2 separate regions of the Homo sapiens genome follow, and region 1 is linked to region 2. Evidence: read pairs that join two places in POLR2A ChIA-PET (ENCODE). Cell type or tissue: Panc1. All regions are shown on one strand. Each heading gives the region's core, and the rest is flanking DNA. Links, peaks and the distances in the headings are about the cores only.

Evidence for each region. Peaks named below come from ENCODE experiments on the same cell type or tissue, not always from the same donor. Only the 100,000 strongest peaks of a DNase experiment are listed, where the experiment ranks them.
Region 1: POLR2A ChIA-PET joins it to region 2 with 7 read pairs; 9 of 35 experiments call an interaction of 5 or more read pairs at or near these places.

What each region holds. Positions count from the first base shown.
Region 1 is chr18:23,070,819-23,076,195 of GRCh38, reverse strand. No RefSeq gene overlaps it. Among named protein-coding and RNA genes, the nearest start is that of CABLES1, 62 kb to the left of the region's middle. In Panc1, for the core only: no CTCF peak of the experiment used is centred there; no DNase peak of the experiment used is centred there.
Region 2 is chr18:23,144,014-23,149,390 of GRCh38, reverse strand. The region is part of intron 1 of CABLES1 (Cdk5 and Abl enzyme substrate 1); the gene reads right to left. Among named protein-coding and RNA genes, the nearest start is that of CABLES1, 11 kb to the right of the region's middle. In Panc1, for the core only: no CTCF peak of the experiment used is centred there; no DNase peak of the experiment used is centred there; H3K4me3 peaks cover 86 bases; H3K27ac peaks cover 2,107 bases.

The DNA.
Region 1 (5,377 bases), core at 86-5,085, 73 kb after region 2:
TGGGCTGCAGAGTGAGACTGTGTCTCAAAAAAAAAAACCTCTACTTTTTCTCCGTTCTATCATTCTGAGACAAAAGAGTATCAATAAGAATTAGAACTGTGTTTTTCTTTTTTTTTTTTTTGAGACGGAGTCTCACCCTGTCACCCAGCCTGGAGTGCAGTGGTGTGATCTTGGCTCACTGCAAGCTCTGCCTCCTGGGTTCACGCCATTCTCCTGCCTCAGCCTCCCGAGTAGCTGGGACTACAGGCACCCACCACCACGCCCATCTAATTTTTGTAGTTTTTGTAGAGATGGGGTTTCACCATGTTAGCCAGGATGGTCTCAATCTCCTGACCTCGTGATCCACCTGTCTTGGCCTCCCAAAGTGCTGGGATTACAGGCGTGAGCCACTGCGCCTGGCCCATTTTGTATTTTTAGTAGAGACAGGGGTTTCTCCATGTTGGTCAGGCTGGTCTCGAACTCCTGACCTCAGGTGATCCACCTGCCTTGGCCTCCCAAAGTGCTGAGATTACAGGCATGAGCCAGCGCGCCCGGCCTAAGAATTAGAATTGTGGTTTTCTGATTTTCATTGGGTACATGTATAGAAGCTGCGAAGAAAACTTGACTTCGTTTTTCATTTTTGTAAGACACTGTCTCTAACATTTATCCATGCGAGGAACTCTCCCCAGCCTGGAGCTGCAGCCCAGAAACGGCACCCCTGTGTGTGTAGCATGCGTAGAGGAGTTGGCTCCTCCAGGCTGTAGGTATCACCTGCCTCACCAGCCTTGAGTTTGTCTGGAAGGCTCAGTGCCCGTGCAAAATCCCTATCTAACACTACGGGACTGTATTGTTGTTATTTTGTTATGTTTGCAAAGCTGTCTTGCTTGACCCAGGTTTAAAAATGCAGTAGCGGCCAGGAGCGGTAGCTCATGCCTATAATCCCAGCACTTTGGGAGGCAAAGGCGGGCAGATCACGAGATCAGGAGATTGAGACCAGCCTGGGCAACATGGTGAAACCCCATCTGTACTAAAAATACAAAAACTAGCTGGATGTGGTGGCGCACGCCTGTAATCCCAGCTACTTGGGAGGCTGAGGCACGAGAATCGCTTGAACCCAGGAGGCAGAGGTTGCAGTGAGCTGAGATTGCGCCACTGCACTCCAGCCTGGCAACAGAGTGAGACTCTGTCTCAAAAAAAAAAAAAAAATGCAATAACTAGCTCGGTGTGATAGAGTTTGCCTGTAGTCCCAGCTATGGAGGCTGAGGTGGGGCATCACTTGAGCCTAGAAGTTTGATGCTGTAGTGTGCTACAACCATGACCCACCTGTGAATAGCCACCACACTCCAGCCTGGGCAACAGAGAGACCCTGTCTTTAAAAACCAAAAATAATAAAAATAAATGCAACAGTCACTTGAAATTTATCATGAATTGTATATTCTTTCTCATGTGTTTTAGTGGAAATCACTGTTGTCCATGTCATGCTGCTGAAACTCCACTTCATACATACAGTACATACATACATGTATTACAGAATAGCAGTCGTATTCCCAGAGCACTTTATAGTTTTTAAACTGATCTCATTTACATAACTTCCTCATTTGGTCCCTGGTGATCATCAGGATGAGTATTAGTAGTCCCATTTTACAGATGGGGAAATAAAAACTCAAAGGAGTTCATTGACATATAGGAGCACTTGGAAATCCTTCTATCTGCAAGGGCCTTTGGTTTACAATGTCTTATTTCTCTCCTCCACCACCCTCTATGAACTTATATCCAGATTTCTCAATGACACCTGTTGACTCTCATAAAAGTGTTCTTCCCTGGAATTAGGTTCTGGATGGTGGTCACCTTGTGTCAGTTCAGAGCAAAGTTCTGGAAGGTTCAGGGGAGGGCTTGTTTTTTCAGTGTTCCTCCGTGTGATGACTGCCTCCGGGTGTCCTGAGCTTCAGGGTCACTCTGCAGCTGAGACGCAGCACTGCCTGGCTCACAGGGCACTCCCAGTCTTGTTTTGACTGTACATCGATGTCGTCTCCTGCACTGCGCTATGTGGTTTCGGGATGCAGAGTTTCACAGAAGGCATATCAGGCTGTGAATACTCCACCCCCATCCCATCACAAAAACCAGTCCAAGGAAAACACCAAATGCTAATTGAAACTAAGACAACGGCACAAATATTTATGGGGGCAGAAATTCAAACAACACTAGCAAAAACAAAGAACACATTTCAAATTGGTATTAATTAAACAAAAAGAAACACTATGGTATCTAATGTAAATATTTTGTTATCAGATCTGATACCTTCAAATGATTATTACAACTAGGAGGATAAGATAATATAAAATATTTACTTAAAAAAATTAATTTTAGCCATTTGCCTTCATATTGGTCCATGCTGCCATGGAAAAGGCCTGGGATAGGAGTCAGAATAAATGCCAGAAGTAGCTATGTCATTCTGAGCATGTCACCTAACATTGTCCAACGTGGCTTTCAGTTTCCTCAACTGAGAAGAAAAGAAGAGATGAGAGGAGATAAGAAAACAAAAAGAAAGGTTGGGAAAGAGAGGTAGCTCAGCAAATGTATCATCCACAGGGGCTGAACTATGTGATCTCTGATGTACTGGTTTCTATTGGTTCAGAGTGTGGACTCAAGCCAGGGTGCCCAGGTTCAAATCCTAGCTCCCTCATCTACTGGCTGTGTGACCTTGACATATTTCTTCACTTCTCTGCACCTTCATTTCCTTATTTGGGAAACCCAGCCTCACTGAGTTGTGAGCATTAAATTATTAAATATACAAATATATACGTACTGAATAGTTCCTAGCACATGGTAAGTACCTGGGAAATGTTAGGTCTTAGGGTTTTTTTTTTTTTCTGAGACAGAATTTTGCTCTGTTGCCCAGGCTGGAGTGCAGTGGTACGATCTCAGCTCACTGCAACCTCCGCTTCCTGGGTTCAAGTGATCCTCCCACCTCAGCCCCCAACCCGTCTCCCTCAGTAGCTGGGTCTACAGGTGTGCACCACCTCACCCGGCTCAGTTTTCTATTTTTGTAGAGGCAAGGTTTCAGCATGTTGCCCAGGCTGGTCTCAAACACCTGAGCTCAAGCCATCCTCCCACCTCAGCCCCCGAAAGTGCTGGAATTACAGGCGTGAACCACTGCATCTGGCTAGGTCTTAGTATTATTATTAGATAATCTTACTTGGAGGATAAAATAATGTACATTGGAGGAAAAAAAAAGTGTAGAGGACTTCTCTAAGGATTCTGTGTTTTGCCCAGAGTATAAATAGCAGAAAGGAAGGAAACTAATATTTATTAGGTACCTACTTTACGTGTGTGTATGTGTGTGTGTGTGTGTGCGTGTGTTGTGTCTGTGTATAGTATATTTTGAGTCAGGATCTCGCCCTGTTTCCCAGGATGGAGTGCAGTGGTCTGATCATAGCTCACTGCAGGATTGAACTCCTGAACTCAAATGATCCTCCTGCCTTGGCCTCCTGAGTAGCTAGGACTACAGGCATGTGCCATTATGCCTGTCTAATTTTTAATTTTTAAAAATTTCCATAGAGACAGAGTCTTGCCATGTTGCCCAAGTTGGTCTCAAACTCCTGGCCTCAAGAGATCCGCCTGCCTTGGCCTCCCCAAAGTACCTATTATATTTGAAGCTACTATATTCCCATTGACTAGATGAAGGTGGCACAAATGAGGACTGAAAAAATATCTTCTCCGGGAATGAATCCTGTGAAATAAGTATTTTTCTTTCCTTTTCAAGAGAGGAGTCTGAAGATCAGAAAGGCTAAGTAACTTGCTTGAGGTCACATAGCTAGCAATGGCTGAGGGGGGATTTGAACCCCAGTCTCCATGGCTCTGAAGCCCATGCTGCTTCCCTTATGACATACTTTCCAGGAGATTTTGGCCAGGAAGGGCATATTCGTGTGTCCTGCCCAGACTGAGACGGGGCTTTGGCTTGGTGACGGTTGCTTCAGCAGAGCACGACCAGGGTGCTGGTAATTTCACCACACGCTGCCTTCATCCCAGCCGCTGTCGTCTCCTCTCTTCCAGCTGCTACCACCATCCAACCACCCCCTCTCCCTTCCGCGAATATGATCAGTGTCAGGCCAGGATGGGTTTCATATGAGGTTATGTTTCATATGTAAAGTAGTGGACAGATAGCTGATCCTCAGCTGGTATATAAAGTAGGTATTCAATATGTTTGCTTTTCCTTCCTAGCCAAGAAGACACACCATTGCCCCTCCCTCTGTGCTCCTGTCCCGTCTCTTTTGCTCCTTTAACCTCTACAGCAGTGATGCCTGCTTTAGGCCAAAAAACCCAGGTGACTTGGACATTCACGTTCAAGGCACTTCTTTTGCTAGTCACTGTATCAATTATTAAGAATACACAGGTAAATAAAGCATGGCCCCTGCTCTTGGGGAATTCACACATAACTGGGGAGAAATGTCTAAAAATGGTTAAGGCTCATTTTTGCAGGTGCATGCAGAAAGCCAGGAATGGTGGTAGGGGAGGTAATGACTCTGTCTGCCAGAGGACTGGCGAAATCCCACTAGACAATGTGATTTCCCACCTAGAGAAGAGTTCAAGGGGTGAGAGGAAGGGCAAAATAAAGACAACCACATATGTAAAGGCCCAGAGTCATGAAAGACTACAAGACATCCAGGAAGTGGTGAGAAACCACGTGTGTGTGTAGCAAACGGTGCCTGGGGAGGATGTGGGCTGACTGGGAGGGGTCTTGTGTGCAGCTTCAGAGCCTGCAATGTGCCCAGAGGCAGGGAGCCAGAGAGACTGGATGGAGGTGGAATTGATATGTAAGAAGCTCACTCTGGGCCAGGAGAGGTGGCTTATGCCTGTAATCCCAGCATTTTGGGTGGGCGAGGCCGGTGGATCACCTGAGGTCAGGAGTTCCAGACCAGCCTGACCAACATGATGAAACCCTGTCTCTACTAAAAATACAAAAATTAGCCGGGTGCGGTGGGGGGCACCTGTAATCCCAGCTGTTGGGGGCTGAGGCAGGAGAACTGCTTGAACCTGGGAGGTAGAGGTTGCAGTGAGCCAACATTGTGCCACTGCACTCCAGCCTGGGCAAAAGAGCAAGACTCTGTCTCAAAAAAAAAAAAAAAAAAAAGGAAGCTCACTTTGGCAGTACATATGTTTTGAGAATGCTGTGGTGTGGGGATAGATTTGTGGAGGAAAAGCAGTCAGGAGGCTGTCTTCCTAATTCATCTGTGGACTCCAGGGTCTCCTCTATGGTAGGTGGTGGAAGGGACAACTGAAGTGCAATGGTTGAGGTGGCATCACCAGGATTTCGTGACTGGTGGGATGTGAAAACTCAGGGAGGGGAGGCATCAAGGGTCATACGCATGATTCTCCTTGGGAGACTGAGCTGTGGGAA
Region 2 (5,377 bases), core at 188-5,187:
AAGGTGGCTCAAGCCCTGGAGGCAGAGGCTGCAGTGAGCCAAGATTGTAGTACTGCACTGCAGCCTGGGCAACAGCGAGACTCCATCTCAAAAAAAAGTAGACAAACTTCCTAAAAGTAAAAATTTTGGATGAGTACAGGTTGATTTATCTGAAGAGACAATTAGGATGCCAAAGGGGTTAAAAACAAAAAGCATGAGGCCAGGCGCAGTGGCTCACCTCTGCAATCCCAGCACTTTGGGAGGCTGAGGCAGGTGGATCACCTGAGATCAGGAGTTGGGGACCAGCCTGGACAACATGGCAAAACCCAATCTCTACTAAAAATACAAAAAAAATTTATCTGGGCATGGTGGCACACACCTGAAGTCCCAGCTACTCAGGAAGCTAAGGCAGGAGGATTGCTTGAACCTGGGAGGCAGAGGTTGCAGTAAACTGAGATCACGCCACTGCACTCCAGCCTGGGCAGAGAGAGCAAGACTCCATCTCAAAAAAAGAGCACTGCTATAGTTTCCTTCCTCCATTCAACCTGTCACCACTTTTGAAAAATCCAGCTCTGCTCACACCTGTGCCTATTCAAAGTCTTCCCGTTTTCCTCTGGATTAAACTCACCGTCTTAAACCAAGCATCCAATGTGCTTTGCCACAGTGCACCCACCGTGAGGTCACAGCTGACCTGAAGGCCCAGTTTCAAGGGCATCTCCAGGACAATCACTGCTCCTACTGCAGGAATGGTGGCCCCTAACCTGTCCGGCTGCCCCAGAGTCCAGCTGCCTTGTGCTGGGCTGTCCTCTTCTGGAATGGGCACTGGGCCCCATTTATCTCTGAACAAGGCCACACTTGCCTGGCATGCAGATGTGTGTGCAGAATCGACATAGAAGTCCCTGCTGACCCAATGCCAAATGGGATCCCTGGACAAAGACCCAACTCTGTTTAACCATGGGGTCAAGGAGAGGAGGTAGAAGCCATGTGCAGAGGGGAAACGGGGCTGAAAGGTGAGGCCAAGGCACCCACGTAGCACCCAACTCAACTCCACATCATGGCCACACAGACCCTGAGGAGCCCTCACACGGGAGAGGGTATCCTGCTTAGAAATGGGGGCCAAGCGGGCCAGACGTGGTGGCTCACACCTGTAATCCCAGCACTTTGGGAGGCTGAGGCGGGTGGATCATGAGATCAGGAGATCGAGACCACCCTGGCTATCATGGTGAAAACCTGTCTCTACTAAACATACAAAAAATTAGCCGGGCATGGTGGCGGGCGCCTGTAGTCCCAGCTACTCGGGAGGCTGAGGCAGCAGAATGGCGTGAATCCAGGAGGCGGAGCCTGCAGTAAGCCGAGATCACGCCGCTGCACTCCAGCCTGGGCAACAAAGCGAGACTCCGTCTCAAAAAAAAAAAAAAAAAAAAAAAAAAAAGGAGGCCAAGCAGGCAGCACGCAGACCATGGAATGAGGGCTATAGCTCTGATAACGAGTGACAAAAGTTGGGTCTTCTCAAATTGTCTCTGGAGGTAGCCCTCCCCCAGCATGTGCCCCACGTGGGCTGCGGGACCCTCCAAGTAGGGCAGCGTCTTCCTGGGCCTGGGTGTGGGCAAAACCGGTTGTTGCTCTTCACCTCACAGCCTCATTGCTCTAAAGGTACAAGGATGAACATGTGAATTCCCCCTACCTTGCTTTATTTTGGCAATAGAAATTGTCACGATTCCAGCGTAAGCAGGGGCAAAATGCAGCACCAAACAGAGGGGTACTGTTTCTCTCTGCTGCTCTGATTTCACTACTACTGATGAAACTAAAACAATGCAGCAAGGTAGCTGTTCAGGATCAGCTCCTCACGATCAGAGCAGACCTTGTCAAATTTCTCAACGGCTTCTTGGACAGTGTAAGGTGCAGTGCAATTGTGAATGGAAATAACAGCTACAATTTTCCTGCTCAATCACTAAGGGCCAAACCTTTGCTAGGTGTTTAGTGTTGCATTCTGCATTCTTATTTTAATATTTGCAACACCCCAAAAGTACTGGAGTCCTTATCCCCATACTACAGGTGAGAACGTGAGGTTCAGAGTGGTTAAGCGTGTTGTCCAAAAGGTGCCGTTAAGCGGCAGAGCTATGGAGCTCCAAAGCTGGTCTTTCCACTCTTCTGCTCACCCATTTTGCTGAGACAGAGGCCTAGCGGCAGGGGTGCAGGAAGAAGAAGGAGCTTACTCCCTGCGGGAGGAACTGATACCAAGCTATTAATATTATCTGGAGAGAGCTGTTGTTATTGGGAAAATTTTCCATGACTCTGGACCCAAATCAGGGTTCTATTGGCCTGCCCGAGGTTATCACGTGAAAATCAGCATGCTCGCTTGATGAGAAGGCGCTGGCTTGCCAAAACTATAGCACAATATTTCTTTGTACTTTAACATACTGACCTTGACTGACTCCAGCCCATAGGTCTTAAACAGATGAGGCCCTAGCATTTTGGTTAACGAACTCACAAGTAGAAGATTTGAGACTGGAAGGAGAATAAAATTCTACAGTACTTAGTTGATTCTTTCTTACGTTTTTCTTAAAATGGTACAGCTACGATAGAGTTTTTGTTTTGAAAACTCTCAACTTAGAAAATGTAAATGTTAAAACTCTAGCTCTACCACATAGTGACTTTCAAATCCATAAAACAGCTACCACATTGCCTTTCTGAAATTACTTGATTTTTAAAAAAGTACTTCTTAAGCTGTTAAGCATCAAACAAATAAACAGAACTTATAATACTATCAATCGTTTTGTGATGGATAAATGGAATCCTACAATTGAGACATTTGTAATCTCATCTTCCTTCTTCACTACTCACCCTCCAAAAACAAACTTTATTCAACTCAATAAATAAAATAATTCATCAAGAACTACCATTCAGGCTGGGCAGGGTAGCTCACGCCTGTAATCCTAGCACTTTGGGAGGCTGAGGCAGGCTGATCACTTGAAGTCAGGAGTTCGAGACAAGCCTGGCCAATCGCTTGAACCCGGGAGGCAGAGGTTGCAGTGAGCCAAGATCATGGCATTGCACTCCAGCCTGGGCGACAGAGCAAGACTCCATCTCCAAAAGAAAAAAAAAAGAACTACCATTCAACATCACATCAACCGTTTGTCCCCCTAACATGCCAGTTTTTGTCCTTAAGCAAAAAACTTTAGACTTTGAATATCTTCCAGCTCCTTACATTTGTTCCTCTACCCCGCCACCCAGCCCTTCTTAAAACTATCGAAGTAGACATTTTGCTTTATAAATAATTTGGTCAATGAGTAAAGTGCTTTAAAATAAAAATCAACGTGCTAGGCACATAAACATTTTTGGCATTTTTGAATATTTTACTAGTATCTGGTTGAATGGTTTTTCTTCTGTTTATCGTAAAACCTAACTTAGATTTACATATACCCTGTGCTTTAAACCAGGGACAAGATTGGGTCCCTCTTGCACACACATATCATTACAATATTCTAAAGTCATAAGCCCCTGGTATTTGCACGTTCTGCTTTACAAGCTCTTGTCTGTGACCAAATGTGCAGTAATAAGCCCCAAACCACAATGAATGATAACCTCATTAAATATGATCTAGTGCGTAGCCATCCAAACTACTAAAACAAAGAGGAAAAGACAAACTAGCAAACTCCAATTAATTATACGTTCTTAGAGGCTTTTCAAAATCAAACAAACATAAAAATACAACATTACACAGTTGGTAAAACAGGGTAATAGCTAATGATTTCATGATTCCCGTATGTAATACTAAGTGGTCTGAGCCCCAGAATCTGTGAAAAGTTTGGTGTTTAAATGGTACACAGGCTGAAACTTGAGGGGGACAGATATTTTTCTAAAGTGGAAAAAATGGATAATGGTGACCCTGGGGAAAATTTACATCATTATGTTAAGCAGCAGATTCTTATAAAAACTTCTGGTTTTCAACATGCTTCCTTTGATAGCGACATTTTGCACAGCCCCCAAAGAGGAGAACAGGACAAAAAGGATGTGTGAGCCAGGCACAGTGGCTCACACCTGTAATCCCAGCACTTTGGGAGGCCGAGACGGGTGGATCACAAGGTCAAGACAGGCAGATCACGAGGTCAAGAGATCGAGCCCAGCCTGGCTAACATGATGAAACCTCATCTCTACTAAAAATACAAAAATTAGGCCAGGCACGGTGGCTCATGCCTGTAATCCCAGCACTTTGGAAGGCCAAAGCAGGCAGATCATCTGAGTTCAGGAGTTTGAGACCAGCCTGCCCAACATGGCGAAACCCCGTCTCTACTAAAAATACAAAAAATTAGCTGGGCATGGTGGCAGGCACCTGTAATCCCAGCTACTTGGGAGGCTGAGGCAGGAGAATTGCTTGAACCCAGGAGGCGGAGGTTGCAGTGAGCCGAGATTGCGCCACTGTACTCCAGCCTGGGCAACAGAGTGAGGCTCCGTCTCAAAGAAAAAAAAAAAGAAAGAAAAAAAAAAAGGATGTGTGGTAAAGCCTTAGGTGCACATGCTGATAACCAACTCTCTGGAAGGGGAAAAAGAAAAACCTTGACTTACAGCATTGGCCGATTCCTGTGGTGTAAATATTCCCACCACAACCGATTTCAGCAACCACCTCAGATTCCTCAGTCGTCTCCAATAAGTGGGTAGGAGTCAGCTCCAAGACACTACAGGGTCTGCAAGAAACCCAGCTTAGAAGCCAGGAAAACTAAAGTTCAATTCTAGCTCTAGATTCCAGCTATGTGGCCTTAGACAAATTTCCTTAACCATCCAGCCTCAGTCTTCTCAGCTCTAAAGTAGGCAACCTGTTTCACAGACTGCCACGCAAATAAAACAACATACGTGAAGGATGTGGCACACAAGAGGTACTCAGAACTCCATACAAGTCACCTCCCTCCTGAGGGTGGGAGAGACAGGCTCAGGTAGGGTGGGCTGGGTGGTGCAGCCTCCACAATCTGTCTCACCTTAGCCCCATGACAGATTGTTTTAGCAAATTAAGAGTCAGGAGCAACTGCTGGATGAAAACAAAGACCTAGAACGTTGTGGGGTGGGGGAACAGAATCAAATTTTCCTCCTCTTACTGTTAGGGAATTGGAGTTTCATTTGTGTTCCCTATGGAGGAGAGATGTGGTCTGTTCCACCAAAAGCTGGCCCCAGGGCAATCCATCAAGCTCTGACCAGACCACGGAGGAGGGGCCCTCCAGTCAGACCAGGGCTGAAGCACAGATCCACAGGGAAGGAAGAGGCCCAGCCAGGAGCGTGTACGAGCATGGGGAGAGCAGCGGCTGGCTCTGTGGCTGACGGAGCTGGAAGGAAGGGGCCTCTTGTGGGAGGCCTTGCCCCAGGAGAAGCCTGAGAGTGCCAGAGCCTGGGGCACGGAGCAGCGTGG